Linked DNA regions of Homo sapiens: region 1 is linked to region 2. A link is an interaction called in ENCODE POLR2A ChIA-PET data of the cell type or tissue named here. Cell type or tissue: Panc1. All regions are shown on one strand. Links, peaks and the distances in the headings refer to the core of each region. The heading gives the core; the rest is flanking DNA. Region 1 overlaps NKD2 (NKD inhibitor of Wnt signaling pathway 2). Region 2 overlaps SLC12A7 (solute carrier family 12 member 7).

What was found. ChIA-PET counts read pairs that join two places held together with the same protein. Peaks named below come from ENCODE experiments on the same cell type or tissue, not always from the same donor. Only the 100,000 strongest peaks of a DNase experiment are listed, where the experiment ranks them.
Region 1: POLR2A ChIA-PET joins it to region 2 with 7 read pairs; 2 of 35 experiments call an interaction of 5 or more read pairs at or near these places.

The regions. Positions count from the first base shown.
Region 1 is chr5:1,029,016-1,037,857 of GRCh38, forward strand. NKD2 (NKD inhibitor of Wnt signaling pathway 2) reads left to right here. Exons shown (of 10, transcript NM_033120.4): 4 at 3,137-3,197; 5 at 4,357-4,484; 6 at 5,220-5,315; 7 at 5,741-5,888; 8 at 6,374-6,458; 9 at 7,242-7,369; 10 at 8,790-8,842. Among named protein-coding and RNA genes, the nearest start is that of NKD2, 25 kb to the left of the region's middle. In Panc1, for the core only: no CTCF peak of the experiment used is centred there; a DNase peak (open chromatin) is centred at 6,197.
Region 2 is chr5:1,087,525-1,096,372 of GRCh38, forward strand. SLC12A7 (solute carrier family 12 member 7) reads right to left here. Exons shown (of 24, transcript NM_006598.3): 2 at 6,630-6,724; 3 at 6,009-6,131; 4 at 1,458-1,604; 5 at 782-836. Among named protein-coding and RNA genes, the nearest start is that of SLC12A7, 20 kb to the right of the region's middle. In Panc1, for the core only: no CTCF peak of the experiment used is centred there; no DNase peak of the experiment used is centred there; H3K27ac peaks cover 4,636 bases.

The DNA of each region.
Region 1 (8,842 bases), core at 3,681-8,680, 57 kb before region 2:
GTTTTATAAGTTGCAATTAAAGCTCTTGGCCTTCTAGTTAACCGAGGCAGCGTAGATTAAAGGGCAGTTTTATGCAACCAGGACGGATCTGATGAAATCACCAGCCACAGAGATTGGAGTGGCTTTGACTGTAGATGCTCATTTTTTCCCGTTTGATCCTCCCTGCATCTCAGAGGTAGCTGTTGACCTGGGTCTTAGAAAAAACACTGTGCGTTCGAGCGCTGAGAATTCTAGGGAATAAGGGGATATTTTTTCAATGTGGTTTTCCTCTGTGTTAGGAACTCAGTCATGGGCTGGTTGGTGTAGTATTGGCTGGTTGATACAGCGTTGGCTGGTTGGTGCAGCGTTGGCTACATGGTGTAGTTTTGGTTGGTTATTACAGTTTTTATTGGTTATTGTAGCTTGGCTGGTTGGTGTAGCGCGCGGAGCGTTTCCAGACATCAAACCACGGGTCTGTGCAGATTCTGTCTTGAACAGCTGCGCCCCTCCTTCTGTCACCCTGTGCATTTACACTCCTGTCTGTAACCAGTGAAATCCCCCACAAGTGCGCTCAGAATTTTTAGAAACACGGCACGGGCTGCGTTTACATTTTCACTGTATTAGCTTTATGCGTGGAGTGCGTGATGTGCTGTTTCTCACTTGACATGTTCAGCAAATCGTGGGAAACACTTAAAAATCCTTAAAAAATACTCCACCCCGTCCAACCCGTCGCCCGCTGCCTGTCCTCAGGAGCCACCGCACCTCCGGCTCCTCTGAGTTCTGGCACTTTCCAGGAAGCCACTGCTGCTGCCCCTCATCTGGGCAGCGATGTGGCCTCCATGAGTGACCTCAGTTAAGGCTCTTTAGCAAGGAGTGCTGTACGCGCTGGCCCTCAGGCCCCAGGGCACCTCACTGCTATCTGTAAGGAGGCTCAGGGCACCCAGCACCATGCAGGAGGCCTGAGCTCTGCCTGCTGGTCTGATGGGAGGTGAACTGGGTGCCTGAGGGGGGATTGTGGTGCGGGGGGGGGGGTACTGAGAACCCTGGGGGCTTCACCACACAGGTCCCCTGCACCCTCCCCACATCCCAGAGGAGAAGGTCTGGGCTGGAGCTCCCAAGGGTAGACAGGGATGCCTCGGGGCACCCACCTCAGCATTTAGGGTCACCTTCCCCTCCCTACCAGCCCTCCACAGTGGCAGTGCCTGCGTCCCTCAGCCTGGGCATTGGTGGTCTTGGCTGCCCCCCTCCACAGTGACAGTGCCTGCGTCCCTCAGCCTGGGCATTGGTGGCCTTGGCCCCCCTCCGCAGTGGCAGTGCCTGCATCCCTCAGCCTGGGCATTGGTGGCCTTGGCTGCCCTTATGACACCATTTCTGTCGGCAGCCACCTCCAAGCACCTGCACGAGTCCACCTGAGGGGCTGTAGAGCTCCTAGTATCTGGTCCATCCCACGAGGATTCTGTGCCCATGGGGGCTGCAACTCTGGGGCTCTGGGCACTGCTCTGCACTCCATGGAAGCCCACGACTGCAGCCTCACCCATTATTCTGATTTTGAAATAAATAAATAAATAACTACAGCCTGGGTTTTAGAGATGATTTGGTTTTATGCCAGCGTCCACCTGGACAGAGCTTTTCCCTCACAGCGGTGCCTCCCTGCTGTGTGGATGTACAAAGGCCTCGCCGGGCTGGGCTCATGGGGCCCCTCAGGCTGCAGCAGCCAGTCCCGGAATGTCGGGACTGCAGCCCCCAGGAGGGAGGCCTACTTTTTAATAATCAGCTGTTTTGTTTCTTATTAAAATGAGGGCAAGCTCTCCTGCCTCCCGCTGGGAGCTGCCCACCCTGCCTTGGCACCGCCCTGGGCGGCCAGCAGGAGACCTCAGCTCTGGGGGGCCCTTGGCTCAGCCACAAGGGGGGCTGGGGGCCTGGGTCTCACTCAACAATATTCAGCCTCGGCAGCGCCACCTTAGTGCCCATGTGTGGGTGGGGGTCTGGTCCCTCTCTCCCCACCCAAGTTCTGGGGTGGCAGCTGGCCAGCCTGGAACCTTCCACCATACCCTGTTTGGACCCTGGCCAGTGACCACGGTGGCAGGAGGCGCTTGGGGGGGTCCAGGTGCCCTCGAGGGTGACCCTGCTCAGCCTCCTGCCTGGGCCAGACTCCAGGAACCCCAGGGACCCCGGCAGGGCAGACAGCCCCATAGGAGGTCAGAAGAGATGAGGGGCACATGACCCCTGGTCAGGAGGAAAGGATGAAGCCGTGGGGACTGTGAGGGCAGTCCCAGCTGGGCAGCCCTGGGGTCCTGTGTCCACCCACGGAGACACCAACTCGGCACCAAAGTCATCTCCAGGGTCAGGCTCTGGCCGTCCAGGTGGACGGGACTGAGCTCTGTGCTGTATCTCCTTGTGGGCTTTCCACGGCTTTCCAGGGACCTGGAATCAGAAGCAGAAACACAGCTGCCCATCCCTCCCGCCCGCCTGCCCGAGAGCTGCCTGCTCTCAGGAAATGCTCCAGGGCGGTGTGTGCTGGGCCGAGGGGCTCCGCACCTCCACCACTGCGCAAGGCCCCTGCCCTGACCACAGGTCTGTCTCCTTCTCTGTGTCCTGAAGGCTGCAGATTATTCATGAGAACCATGTGAGCTTCGGCTCAGCTGAAACACCGCTGGGATGTGTTTGAAGTTTTTCCCCATTTTCCGTAACTGGTCTCGGCCGGCAGCCCTATAAGAGGCATGTTGGGGTCCTGGGCAGCCATGCGGGCAGCGGCTGGAGTCCTCGTGTCAGGCTCCAGTGGGCAGTGCTGGGAGCAGGCCCCAGAGCAAAGGGGCAGTGTGTCTCCTCTTGCATTTAGGGTAATCCAGCATGGGGGCCCTGGCCAAGGGGATCCCCAGGGCAGCACTGACTGAAGGGGTCATTCCAGGCAGCTGCATCTTCTACCTGGAAATGCTTTGGGGAACCTGACAACACAGGAATGTCTGTGTGTTTTGCTTCCTAAAATCTGAGGCTGAGTGGGGCACGAAGGGTTGGTGTTTCTGGACCCAGAGATTGAGACGCCCCAGGAGGCCTGAGGCGAGTGTCAGGCTCCAGTCCAGCCGCCCAGAGCTCCTGCCCATCTCCCCCGCCTGCCCACTGAGCTATGTGGCCACTGACTGCCCCGTTCTTCCTGCAGGAGCTGCCCAATGGGGACCCCAAGGAGGGGCCTTTCCGGGAGGACCAGTGTCCCCTACAGGGTGAGTGCAGCTCCCGCAGCCCTCCCTCCCCAAACTCACAGACTTCATCCCGTACCAAGGCAACGCCGAAAACCACCCTTAAAACAACCCCGTGTGCGGAGCGAGGGCACTTCCCAGGCTTAGACGCACTTTGTTCTTAAAAAGCCTTGGCAGCACAACTCACAGGGTCCTCGCTGGACTGGCAGCTGCGATCTGGCAGCAGAGACCAAAAAGGCCTGTCCCATGGGCAGAGCCCTAAGCGTTACCTTTATGTGTTTGGAGTCTCTGTGAGCCTGTGTTTGTGGATGGGGGTGGCTCTGTATAAAGGGGACCTGTGAATTTTCAAGTTAGCCCTGGGCTGGAGGATGTGTGAGATGCTGGCCCAGCCTAAGTCACTGCCACGCGTGTATGCCTCAGTGGCACCAGTCCTACCTGTGGCGCGTGGCAGGTCAGCACTTGGCTTACCTGTGGGTCTGTGGGAGGGTGCTGGGAGGCCAGCAAGCAGGGCCACCTTCGGATGGCTGCTGAAGCCAAGAGAGGCACCCACACCCCCTCAGTGGGAAGGCAGGCCCAGAGCATCGTCCCAGCTCAGGCTCGACGTGCACCTGTCTGCAGGTGCTGAGCCCGGACAGTCCCACACTCCTATCCTGGGGACGCAGCTTGCAAGTGCTGGAGAATAACGGAATAATTGTGCTCCAGAAACCAGAGGACTGTTCATCCATCCTGCCCAGAGGCTGCGGGGAGGGGGCCGCCTGTTGACACACTCAGTGCACAGGTGGCCTGTGTGGCCTGTGGGCTCAGTGCTAGGATTCTGGAGTGGAGGGCCGGAGGGACTGTGTCTATGGGGAGGGGGCCCAATGATGACACAGGGAGCATCTCCTGGAGGCCCAGGCTATGTTCCCCTATCTGTGCTCCTCGGAGTCTGCTGCACCCCCAGCTCTGAGGTGGTGGTTGCAGTTGGGGGCCACCGTGGGCTGGTGAGAGGAGGGCACACCCGGCTGTGGCTGGCCGGGATAGGGCCTCCCTCCCCTCCGCAGGGGTCCCAAGATCGGGCTCTCAGCTCAGGCCCGTCTGGACAGGATCATGGTGTGGTGAGGGGAGAGCAGCGAGGGTCCCCAATGGCGGGCCACATCCTCCATGTGCCCTCTGCCAGCCCCTTCGCCTCCTCTTGTCCCCCTAGTGGCACTCCCCGCTGAGAAAGCTGAGGGCCGCGAGCACCCGGGACAACTCCTCAGCGCAGATGACGGAGAGAGGGCAGCAAACCGCGAGGGCCCGCGAGGACCGGGCGGGCAGCGCCTCAACATTGACGTGGGTCTCTCTCCGGCCTCACTTGCGGGAACACGTCCCTGGGGCCGGGGGCTCAGGGACAGGCATGTGTTGCCCTAAACTGGGCATCTGTGGACACGGCGTAGTTCACTCAGTCTTCCCCACAGTTCACCCCGTTTAAGGCATTGAAGCAGAACTTGAATGTGCAAGCCAAAGTCAGCAGGAGCCAGAGAGTGCAGGATGTTGCTGTGAATTTGGCCAAAACTGACTGGTCTGGCATCAAATAACTTGAGCCGCATTCCCAGCCTTGGTGCCCTTGGCACTACAGGAGTAATGCCAAAGCTGACTTGACGGACAGCCCGACTCTCTGCCCGCTGGAGGCAGGGCACAGGGCTTCCGTTTCCCGGGAGGGCTCAGGGAGGACTGGGGTCTCCGTGTCCAGTCAAGATTTCTGGAATTGACAACACTTGACGGCCAGTGTGTCCTCTTCTCCTTCTGGGTGACGTGGAGTGCTTGCATGAGCTGAGATAGGTGTCACTGTGGGGGAACCGAATCACAGGGCACAAAGCTGGGTCCCCCCAAGAAGGGCTGGAGCTGGGCAAGAAGGGGTCTGCTGGTTCAGGGCTTGAGCTCCAGCCACGCTGCCCTCTAGGCTCCGCCTTTCCTAGCTGGCATGAGGGACCCCTGGGAAAGGCCCCAGAAGATCCTTCCCCCTGTGGAGTTGGGCGTGTTGGCGTGGGTAGGAGGCGAGGTCCCGGCCCCCACGTCCCCCCACAGGCACTCCAGTGCGATGTCTCGGTGGAGGAGGACGACCGCCAGGAGTGGACGTTCACGCTCTATGACTTTGACAACTGCGGGAAGGTCACCAGGGAGGTAGGTGAGCTTGTGTTTGCGTCAGGTCCACAGTAGTAGACAGACGGGGCAGACAGACTGTGCTGGCCTCGCGATACCTCAGGGGGCAGGAGGGGACCTGCCTGCTGCGAGGTCCTCATGCCAGCTGGGCTTGCGTCTCCCCAGGGCCCAGTTCACGTGTGTTTCTGGGCCGAGCCTGCGCCGCCCATTTCTGCGGCTGTGCTTCCCACACTGCAAGGCTGCCCTCAGGGCACTGGAGGCGCTCACAGGGCCACCTGGGCAGACCCAGGCTGCTCCGAGAAGATGCCTGTGTTGGTTCCTGTGGTCTGTTGGTGGATGCAAGGATGGCATAGGAAGGGGCGGGGGCTGGATGTGTTTTCTGGCAGGGAGGGCGGGTGGTGTCCCCTGGGGTCTGCTCTGTCAGTGAAACTGATGCCGGGCCCCAGGACATGTCCAGCCTCATGCACACCATCTATGAGGTCGTGGATGCCTCGGTCAACCACTCCTCGGGCAGCAGCAAGACCCTCCGTGTGAAGCTAACCGTCAGCCCTGAGCCCTCCAGCAAGAGGAAGGAGGGTCCTCCTGCTGGCCAGGGTGAGTGAGGCCTGGGCACACACAGAGGACCCTACCCAACATTGGCAGGGGCCTAAGCTGTGTGCGCGGGACAGGGAGGGACAAGTGAGTGGATGGAGGAGTGAGTGGGTGAATGGATGGGTGAGTGAGTGAATGAGTAAGTGGGTGAGTGAGTGAGAGAGTAAGTGGGTGAGTAAGCAGATTAATGAATGAATGAACAAGTGAGTGAGTTAATGAATGAGTGAACAAGTGAGTTAATGAATGAATGAGTTAATGAATGAGTGAGTGTTAATGAATGAGTGAGTTAATGAGTGAACGAGTGAGTTAATGAATGAGTGAACGAGTGAGTTAATGAATGAGTGAACAAGTGAGTGAGTTAATGAATGAGTGAACCAGTGAGTTAATGAATGAATGAATGAGTGAGTGAGTTAATGAATGAGTGAATGAATGAGTGAATGCTGAATGAAGGAGGGAGGGAGTGAGTAATGGCAGGACCCCCCTTTCAGACCGGGAGCCCACCCGTTGCAGGATGGAGGGTGAACTGGCAGAGGAGCCAAGGGTGGCTGACAGGAGGTTGTCTGCACACGTCAGGTGAGGGCTGGGGTGCCAGGGTGGGGCTGTGCCTTAGGCGGGGGCACCCTGGCCACACCCCTGCTTCCCGCAGGCCACAGGCCACAGGCCACACACCATCCTCTAGGTCAGACCTGCAGGGGGCACCTGGTCCAGCAGCTCTGTGGGGCATGGGCCCTTCCAGCATCTGGCACCCTGGCTGAGCTGGGCCCCCAAGTCTGTCTGAGCAGAGGGCTTTGAGGGGCAGCAGCCACAGCGGCCTTGACACCCTCAGTCTGGACTTGCTGTGGCTCACTGTGGCTCCCTGTGGCTCCACTCAGCAGCTTTGGGGGCAACAGGGCTGGGGGTGGCTGGGGCAGTGGCTGAGGGTGGCTGGGGCAGTGGTTGGGGGTGGCTGGGGCAATGGCTAAGGGTGGCTGGGGTAGTGGCTGGGGATGGCTCAGGCAGTGGCTGAGGCAGTGGCTGGGGGTGGCTGGGTGGCTGGGGTGTGGCTGGCGCAGTGGCTACAGTGGTCCCAGAGTGGTGATCAGGTGCCACTACAGCATGAGCCACTCCCTAGAGCACCTGCGGCTCTGGTGCCTGGGAGGGAGTTCACAGGGTTCTGGGGGTCGGCTGTGACCTTGTTTCTCTGGACGGCACTTGACTGTCTGTGCCCAGGCGTCCACTCTCCTTCCTGCTCTGCGAGGAGGTGGGTGCTGGTCAGGATGCACCCCGGACCCCTGCCGCCTGCTGTAGGCACCCCGTCATCAGGGGTGCGCCACCCAGTCTGTGCGGGGGTCAGGCCCTTCTCTGTGCTCCAAGCAGGAGGCCCAGTACTGACCCCCAGCCCTGCTCGGAGCGGGGGCCCTACTGCGTGGACGAGAACACGGAGCGCAGAAACCACTACCTGGACCTCGCCGGGATTGAGAACTACACGTCCAGATTCGGCCCTGGTAGGTCCTGGAGGCCACCCTGGGCGTGAGGCCCTGGCTGTGGGTGCCCATCGAAGGTCTTGATTCCCACAGCCCTGAGTGCAGGGGGCCCCTCCCTGCCCTGCCCCGCCCCCCCCCAACCCCCCCCACCCCACCCCACCCAGGACGGCACCCAGGTCCTTCCACAGCTACCTGTTGGTCATGGCTGCCTCCTGGCTACCTGTTGGTGCCGCCTGAAAGCAAGGCGGGCGTCCCGTCCAGGTGTGTGTATGTGGCGGATGCGGGGGTGCCTGGTTCAAAGTGAGATGGAAGACATTGGGTTTGCATTCAGGGAAACCCTGCCTTGGGGTGAGAAGTCAGTATTTTAGGGTGGAATCACCGGCTCAGTCAGCAGAGGGGGTCGTCCAGTAGTGTGGATGGCCGGCAGTGTGGACAACAGGCAGTGTGGACGGCAGGGCAGGCAGTGTGGACAACAGACAGTGTCGACAGCAGGCAGTGTGGATGGCAGGCAGGCAGTGTGGATGGCGGGCAGTGTGGATGGCAGCCAGGCAGTGTGGACGGCGGGCAGTGTGGATGGCAGGCGGGCAGTGTGGACGGCGGGCAGTGTGGACAGCGAGCAGTGTGGATGGCAGGCAGGCAGTGTGGATGGCGGGCAATGTGGATGGCAGGCAGGCAGTGTGGACGGCGGGCAGTGTGGATGGCAGCCAGGCAGTGTGGACAGCAGGCAGTGTGGATGGCAGGCAAGCAGGTGGATGGCAGGCAGCATAGATAGCTGGCAGCCTGCCCAGCACACGTTTATTTCCGACTAGCAGCACCCCTATGTGGCCTGCATGGAGATTCTTGTACCAAAGCCCAGGCCACTCCCCAAGGGCTGGGGCCAAGTCTCTCTCATAACCCCGGCTTCAGGAGTCCCCAGGGGCAGGAGGGGTGGAGCTGGATCAGGGTCATGGGGGCTCAGTGCGCTGTGTGCTGACCCTGCCCTCCTTGGCCGCGCTCTGCACAGGAGCTGCACCCTACAGGGCTCGCACTGCACGTTGTGAAGGTGGCAGTCCTGAGTCCTTCTCAAATCTATTTTGTAATGAGGGTTTAGGGGATGCGAATCCTGGGGGCGCCCTCCCTGATATAACCTGGCTTTCTGCCACGGCGCCCCAAGCAGGGTCTCAGCTGTGCGAGAAGAGAAGCTCCGCTCCCAGGACACACAGTGGGGACAAGGCTAGAGGAGTCGGCCTTTGCAGGGAGCTGTGGAGCCAGGCAGGTCACCCACAGTGGCCAGGCCCCTTCCCTTCAGGGCTGGTGGCCGTCTGACTGCAGACTTGGCTAACAGACTGGCCTCAGGTGGGACCCCTGGCGCAGCTCTTCCAGTGGGCCCTGGGCCGTTTCTGAGGAGATGGGAACCTGAGCCTGCACTCCCAGGGCCTCACACTCTGACCTGTGTCCGCAGGGTCCCCTCCTGTGCAAGCAAAGCAGGAGCCCCAGGGCAGGGCCTCGCACCTC
Region 2 (8,848 bases), core at 2,490-7,489:
GGCATGTGGAAGGGGTCCTAATGGACGCGGCCATCGTGAAGCAGAGACTGGTCCCTTGGCTGCGGAGGGAGACCCCTGGTGAAGGCCCTCGTGCTCTCCTGAGGCCGGGGAAGTCCGCTGAGCACCAAGCGATGCCCCCGTGGGGATGGGGACCAGCTGCGTGAGGACCTGGTGCTGAGCAAGCCCAGCCGTTAACACGCGCAGCACACATGCACTCAGAAGCAGACGTGGCAGCGTCTCCGTTCACTAGTTATTTCGTATCGTAATTCGTTTATTACTAATTAACAGTATCATCTCAGTTTACTAGTTATTACGTATTGTAATTAACTTATTACTAATTAATATCATCTCGGTTCACTAGTTATTTAGTTATTATGTATTGTAATTAACTTATTACTAATTAACAAGGTCAGGGCAGTGTTTTGTCTTCACCTTCCCTCGTGAGATACAGGTTCCAAGAACTCAGCCTATGGCACACGCTGGGCTACAGGAGCCACTGGAATCGCCCGTGCCTCCCCCTCCCCAGCCCGCTGCCTGGTGGGCACTGCCTACCCTGGCAAGAGACGGTCACCACGCAGCAAAATGGGGAAGAAAACCAAACAGCCGTGACCTCACGGCTCAAACGCCAGAGGAGCCAGTGGAGAACACGCAGAAGGCCCGGCTGAGACCCCCAGGCAGCCCCCGGCCCGGCCTCGCCAAGCGGCCTCCTCGCGGTTGCCGTGCGGCAAAACACAGACTCCTCTAACAGGACTCAGGGCCGCGGCTGGCGGGCACCCCTTACCTGGGACCACACCGTTGGTAGCGATCGCACTCATGGAAATGGCGGTCAGCATTGTCTGCAAAAAGACAGGCAGCCATCTGAGGAGAGTTTTCCAACAGCCTGCCGGCATCGCAACACTCCCAAGTCAGGGTCTATGACCCGGCTCCCGCCGAATGCCAGCCCCCAACTCCAGGGCTCTCCATCTCAATGGAGTGGCTAGGAAACAGGACCTGGAGGCTCCCGGGCACCAGGCATGCGTGTCCTGGTTCCCACCCCTTCCCCTATGACAGCGACCCCTGAAAGTGCCCAAGGTCCTTCCAAACTGGAGGTGATGTCATCAAAACACAGGGTGTCCCTTCCCTTGGAAGCCTCAGCCCCCGGGTGCCGCCCCATGACACCCACCACTGGCTGAGATGCCTGTCCGCAGACACGGGTAAATGAGGTGCCAGCACGCCAGTCAACACGCCAGCACTAACCCCGGACAGTGTGGCATCTCATCCCCGCAGCTGCCCGGCTCTCGTGGAGGAGACGGCGCTGAACGACGTCTACACGGGCGTCTGGGGAGGGCCCTACTGTCCGGCTGCCACCGCCCGAAGGCACAACCACAGCGGCCAGGGGAGACGGCATCTGGGGAGAGCCCTACTGTCCAGCTGCCACCGCCCGAAGGCACAGCCACACCTGGCCGGGGGAGACTCACACATGTGCAGCACATGGCCACGATGAGGAAGGACTCCAGGACACCAGCCACCCCCACGATCCACGTCAGGCGCAGGAAGAGGATGACGCCCAGGATGTTCTGCAGGCACGGCAGGTAGACGCCGATGAAGGTGCCCATGCGCGGAGCCTGCGACAGAGCATAGCGTGTCCCAGGGGCTCGTACCCCACACCCAGAGGGAGCCCCCTCCCCAGGCTGCACTCAGGCCCTGGGCAGGCAAAGCGGCCGTGGGGGCAGGAGGGGGCAGGAGTCCTTCCCAGAACAGATGGAGGTTCAGAGAGAGGCCCAGGACAGGACCCCTGACCATCCCGGAATGAGGGCTTAGGGGAGGGGAGCAGAACCACATGGTTGGCAGAGAACCAAGATGCAGCTGCTCCGCTGTGCCTCCCCGACGGAGGGAAACCTGTTACACTGGAAAAGTTATGGAAAAAACAAGAGGGAGAACGAGAGGGCCCCCGGCTCCGTTCCCTGGATGGCTCAGGGCCTGAGATCTGACACCCTGGGAGAGCCTGAGACTTCAGGAATGGAAGCAGAGCCAGCGGAGGGATGAGACGGCTGCTGCCCATAAAGCTAAAAAAAAAAAAAAAAAAAATCCACAGCTCAGCGTCGGCCCTGGGCAGAAACTGACACATCTTAACCGGGCACGGAGGTCACCACGAGATAACAGCAAAGGTTCAGATATCCACGTGGGGGCCACCCCGCCTGCCCCAGCACGGAGCAGGCAGCCTGCTTCAGACACCTGTGCCAGAGAGGGGGACACACCCTGTGCCCTGAGAAAACCCACATGGGCAAGGGTCAGCAGCACAGCCAGGAGCAGGCCAGCGCCTGCCAGGCAGCTCCCCAGCTCCACTCGGGACGGGCCAGGCTGGGGTAGAAGTTTCAGCTCCATCCCCACTGCCTGCTCAGCCCCACTCCCGCCATGAGCAGAGGCACGTGGCTCAGACCTGGAGGACGGCTGGTGCCAGCACAAGGTGACGTTTTAACAGGAAAACGTCTCAAGGTCAATACGGAAAAGGGGGAAGGTTTTATTTGAAGACACTTCCTGTGAACAGTGGCCACAATGTGGATCAGAACAGGCCCCGTGCGGGGCTTCGATCCTGGGGTTCACACAGCCCAGGCCTGGGGAGGATGGGAACAGGGGACCAGGTGAGGGGCAGCTCCCAGGGAGAGCACGCTGAACACCACATCACAAAAGCAAACAGGGTGGCTTCTGGGGTCACCGTGCCGGAACGCCTCCCACAGACTGGCCAAGGCTGGGGCCAGGGCAGGGCTCTAGGGCTCCACCAACTTTAGGACCCTGGGAAAAATAATGTAAGAGCAGCTCGGAGCGTGGGAAGCCCTGGATCTGAGAGCCTGGGGGATTCACTTGGTTCCCTGAGCCCTAGGTGGGAAGCAACAGGGGAGCGACTTGCTTCTGACGGGGGCCCTGGAGAGGAGAGGGTGACGGGGCTGGGGGCCGCTGCTGGGCCCTCCAAATCTGGGTATGCTTTGTTCTTGGTGCAAACGAGAGAAGCGGTGGCGGATGGTGGAGAACCGGCTTTGGGACATTCTCATTGGATAAAACTGAGAGCCCAGGGCAGAGGTGACAGCAAGGCTCCAGGGACAATTGTTGCTGTGACTTCCCAGCGAGGCTTCAGCTAACGCAGGAGCCGACAGGCAGAGCTCCAGGCAGAGACGCGGTCCACACAGGGGCCCCTGCCCTCCAGGCTCAGCCTCAAATCCCGCAGCCCCGTGACAGGCGAGTCAGAAGCTGGTTCTCGGCCAAAGGCGGGGGATCCTGACTCCTCACGGAAGGGCATGGCCGGCCTTGGCCTCTTGGTTCGCGCCTAAAGGCAACTTTTAAGGCTCAACCTGACCCAATTTCAGGCGCGGGAGGCTGGAGATGCCTGGGCCCTTGAAAAGGCTCCTCAATGGGAGCAGGTCTGCTGGGGATGAGCCTCTGAGCCTGGCAAAGAGGACCAGGGGCGGCCCCTGCCCTTCCACCCCAGGGGCCGAGCCACGGTCCCCTAAGGGAGCCGAAGGAGTCACTGCCAACTGAAACCCGCCACCGTCAAACAACAGGCCTGCTGGGGTCACGGGCCCTGGTCCCTCCACGACTGAAACGCAGGCAGCATCAGCCTGGGGTACCTGCATATTGTCCCTGAGGGACAGAGGCCTGAGAGCCACCAGCCTGGGGGTAGGGTTGCCAGGGAGGGCCAGGGAGAGCCTTCCAGGTGGGAACCTCCTGGGCCCTGGCCCACAGTGTGCCATGAACAAACACACCTGCCTGGACGTTTCAGTCATGTCTCAGTACCAAGTAGGGTGAGAGAAGCTGGGGTGTGCTCTCTATGGGCACCTCATGGCAGGCTGGGCTCCATCAGGCAGAGGGGTTGGAGCTGGATGTCCAGGCCAGTGGTGCCTGAGCCCAGCCGAGCTGGAGCTAAAGCCTGTTCCCGGAGCACTCGGACCAGGCCCGTGGGAAGACACCTGCTCCCTGGAGAAAGCCAACATCTCCCTAGGACACAAACTCCAGCACACAGGCGGACAGACAGGGAAGGCCTGTGGCTCCTGAGTTTTGGTGCCAGAGTACCAGCCTGAGCCCATGAGGCCTCAAGGTAGTGCCCAGCATGCGTGAAACCCCAGAAAGGTGCTGAGTGCTGAGCCCGGCAATACCCAGTTCCACAGCGTCCACGTGCGGAAAGGTACTGAGTGCTGAGCCCGGCACACCACCACCCAATTCCGCGGCGTCCACGTGCGGCACGGCAATACCCAGTTCCGCAGCGTCCACGTGCAGAAAGGTGCTGAGTGCTGAGCCCGGCAATGCCCAGTTCCACACCATCCACGTGCAGAAAGGTGCTGAGTGCTGAGCCTGGCAACACCCAATTCCGCAGCGTCCACGTGCAGCAGTGATGGTCCCACCCCAAGGGCTGGCCGAGCTACAGACAGGGGGGGCGGCCACAAGCTCCCCGAGCCGGGAAGGACCCAGCAGGGGAACCAGAAAGAGGTCCAGAGATGCAGCTTCTGAAGAGGCCACTACCCTGTCCTGGGACAACAGCCAGGGCTGAGGGCCCTCATCAGGCCAGGCCCCACCCCAAGGTGGTCTCACGGTCACGTCCCTCGTCTCCGGTTACTTCAACCCCAGATTGAGGCTTCTCAAAAACAAAACCAAATGTCTTCAAGTATTTTGGAAATGCAGTATTAATTCCGCTGTGTTTACAGTAAAAGGAAGGAAAGAGACATCTTGAGCGGCCTGACTTCCCGACTGCTGTGTGGGACCCAGGTCAGCAGAACACTGGACGCTGGCAGGAGGCACTCAGGGGTGGCGTCGACGCAAAGCGCAGAGCCCAGGCTGGGAGGATGCAGGGGAGGGCAAGGAGCCGGCCGACGGACGCCCCACTTGGTGGAGGTCACACGCAGCAGGGGGGCCCACCCTCCCTGGACCTGGGGGCGCCTGGCTCAGCACCTCCTTCCTTCCTGCTCACTGGCCTCTACCTGGCACTACAAAACCCTCCCTTCTGAGAAGATAGGGATCTCCTGATGGTATTTTTAGAGTTAGAAAGTTAAGGAAAATAATAGGGGAATTTAAAAATCACCCTAAAAAGCCAACGTATGCCCTTAGCTGTCTGCCGAAGGAGGGGGGCACAGGCTCGGGGCTGACTCGGGAAATGACAATTTTGTGTCAAGACTGGGGGAGGCCGTCGCCCGGCTTCAGAGCAGGGCCTGCGCTGCTTGGTTTCTTCCGGTGGATTATTTTTTTTTGTTTTTTGTATCTTATTCTAGAGCAACACAGACATATTTGAAAGAAGATTTAAAAAGCAGAGGGAGTTGAGAAGAAACTGAGCCACCCGCCGCACCCCCACAGCGAGGACCTAAGATCTCCCCCAACACGGGTCCAGGGTCTTTCTCGCCTGTGAGCGTCACCTCAGGGCCTCAGGCCTCAGGGTGGCTCTCAGGCAACCCGTCTGTACAGGACGGCAGAACCCTCCCGAGGATGCTCAAGGGGTTTCCACACCTCGTCACCCACAGAAACCACTCAAGGGAAACCTTTCCCCACTGCACCCCCCTCGTTTCCTAGGACGGATTCCTGGAAACAAATCCTCAGGGAATAAAACTGCAGGGAAAATGCTACCAGGCTAAGTGTCCTGGACAGGAAATGAAAAGGAGGGCGGCCCCTGGGAGCACCGAGGCCACAGCACCCTCTGGAAGGGGCCACGTCCCGGCCTCTCGGCACCATTCAGACTCCTCTCCACAGCAGGGGATGGGGCCGCTCCCGCAGAACGAACAAAACACCCCAAGTTCATTTCTCGACAGGGAACCCGGCCACCCAGATGCATGGGGGTGTCACGCTTCCCCGGACGGTGGAGAGGGAAGAGGCCTGGACAGGAGCTGCAGGGCAGGCACCATCGAGCCCTCCCAGGAAGAAAGGGCTGGACGTGGCCATGATACCAGAGCTCAGGGCAGCTCTTCTGACAAGCAACTGCCTTGCCGGCGTGATCTAACCCTGCCGGGACACACGGGGCGGGGACTGGGCGGGCACGGGCAGGGTGGCAGTACCTTGGCCTCCCGCCGCCGGCTCTCCTCGTCCTCCTCGTGCTCCACCACGCCCTGGCTCAGGTTGGTGTAGTTGGCCAGCTTGTTGAGCAGCGAGGACACCATGGGGTTACTGTCCATCTCCTCCTGCGCGGCGTGGACATGGTCACAGGCGGCCCGCACCTCGCCGTGGGCCCCCCGACCTCCCTCCCCGTGTTCAGGGTGTGGAGCTCAGGCCCTCCCCGGGTCCTCAGCCCCTGGGTCTGAAGCAAGCCAGAGAGGCCTGGACACCTGTGTGGCAGGTCTGAGTCCGAGGCCAGGGCTCCAGGCCTCACTGAGTGGGGCCACCCACCCATGGCAGGGACCCCAGGGTGTCCAGCACTCAGCAGCTCAGAGGGGTTCCCGTGGGGCCGGAGCACCCTAGATCCAGGAAGGAGCCCAGAAGGCACCAGCCGAGGAGCACGTCCCAGCTCAAGTGCGGGACTGGGCCCCCGCCACAGCCTTCAGGACAGGGAGGCCCCAGTTCCTTCCACGTGGTGTCCAGTCCTGTGGGAGGCCCCGGCCTGGGGGCCCCCAGGGGCTCCTTTACTTTTCCACATCAAAGCAACGGCCCTGGCACCTTCTTCTTCTAAAAAGTAAAGTTACCTCGAAAAGTGCCATGTTCTTCCCTTCAAAGAAGCTCTCTTGTTCCACCTCGACATTGTTGAGGAATGGGCTGTTTTCTCTTGGATTTCCATCTCCTAGTGAGGGAAAAACAATTCAGAGTCAGCTTAGAAGGAACTAAAAGCAAGCACAGAAGGCCAACTACAGATCTTGCACGGAGGGCTCTGGTCCCCACCAGCTGTCACCTCTAAACCATGGCTAAGGGTGATACTTCTCACACACTCTCCTTCCTTCCACACATCTGTGTTCCAAAGAAAGGGGCATTTCCCAGGGTGCACGCTAGTCCCAGGACACATGCTAGCCCCAATGCGCAAGCTATCCCCAGAACACAAGCTATCCCTAGGACACAAGCTATCCCCAGAACACACGCTAGCTCCAGGGCATACGCTATCCCCCACACACATCATCATTGAAGACAAAGCCCCTGAAAGCCTCGGCAAGTGAGCTGTTCAGCCCAGGGCAAGGGTACCTCCCTCTGGCGTTGAAAATCTCTCATTCAGCCAAATGTGGGCAAAATTCTCACTCTTAAAAGTCGGGGTGGCACCTCCTAGCCTTGCTGCTTAATCCGCCATTTCGGAGGGACACAGAGGACTTCCCACTGTTCCCTGTTGAGGACGCCGCCCACAGGCTCTCTAGGTAAATGAGCCCCTCCTGAGTCTTTCAGGAAGGCTGGGCCGGCGACCCCTCCATGGGGCTGAGCCCAGGCTTCGAACCAGGGGGTAATCCTAGCAGCTGCCCGAGAGCATGAGCAAGGGAATTGGTGGGGAGGAGGACTTGAGGCTCCCTGGCAGGTTGAGGCCCGATGGCCCATGTGACGGTGTTAGAAGATAGGGTCGGTAGGAGGTGGGGGCGGTAGGAGGCGGGGGGCCGGTAGGAGGCGGGGCCGGTAGGAGGTGGGGCCCGTAGGAGGTGGTGAGGTGTGGAAGGGGATGAAAGTCCCTACCCCCAGGCCTCAGCAGCAGAGCTGTCGCCCTCCCACCCTCCATGGGAGGACACGGCAGGGAACCTAGGGCCCTCGCCAGACCCCAAACCTGCCCAGGCCTTGGTCTAAGACTTTCAGCCTCAAGAACTCTGAGAAGTTTCTGTGTTCATGAATCACCTGACCTGGGGGACTGTCACAGCAACACAAGGAACTCGGCACAGGCCACTGCAGAGACCACAGCCTGCCCGGGACCCCTGAGCAGCCCATGGTCAGAACAGGGTCTGCAAATGCACATGCCCCAGCCAGGCACGGTGAGGAGCTGAAGGGCATCAAACCATAGCCACCCACGCACCCCAGGGCCCTCAGGGCCCTCTGCCCCATGTGCTGCACACCAGCTCCCCAGACTGGGAACGACCAAGCCGGGACCCTTCCTAGGGGTGCTCGGCCCATCCTTGCCCAGTCCACCCTAGCCCTGCACAGAATGGTGTGGGACCCTGAGGGTGCAGAAGAAACGGTCAAGGCAGGATGCGAGGTGGCCGGAGGAGGGCAGGCCAAGACCTCATCACTGCACCAAACAACCCCAGCTGGGAGGGTGGGCATTCTCTATGGGACATTTCAGATGTGCCAGAGCCCACTGGCGGCCACCCTGGCTGGCTGACAGGCACCAGCCGCAGGAGTGGTGGGTTCCAGCCGTGCCAGCAAAGAGGGCATCGCCGTCTGGGGGCAGGCGGGCAGCACGTGCTCCCAGTAGGGTGCCTGGGGCGGAAAGCACAGCCTTCAGGGTGTGCAGGTCCTTGGTGCGACCATGAGTGACTGCAGATGCCTAGACCATGGGGCACACCACAGAGAGGCCAGTGCCACGGAGCAGCGGCCCCACCCCTCAAAAACGTCAGGGAGACAACTCAGAGGAAGCTCCAGGTGACAGAGACGGTCAAATGCACGCACAACCTCAGACTTCTTTTTCTAGAGACCGTGATTGGGCCAGTTGGTGAGATCTGAAAAAGATCTCTCGTGTGTGATCATTAACTCCCTGATTCTGGTGACTGCACTGCAGAGATTCTGAAAGAAACGTGCTTGCTTTTAGGAAATACGCCTGTGAGAGGCACCACGTCAGCTGCTTACTCCCAACAGTTCAGAAACAAACGTGGGAGTGAAAGACGGAGACCTGGGGCAGGGCAGGAGGCAGGAGGGACACAGCCAACATGGCAGGAGGTTGGCATTTGGGCAACGGAGGCCAAGGGCAGATGGGCGTTCTCCACACTGGTCTTGCAACCTTTCT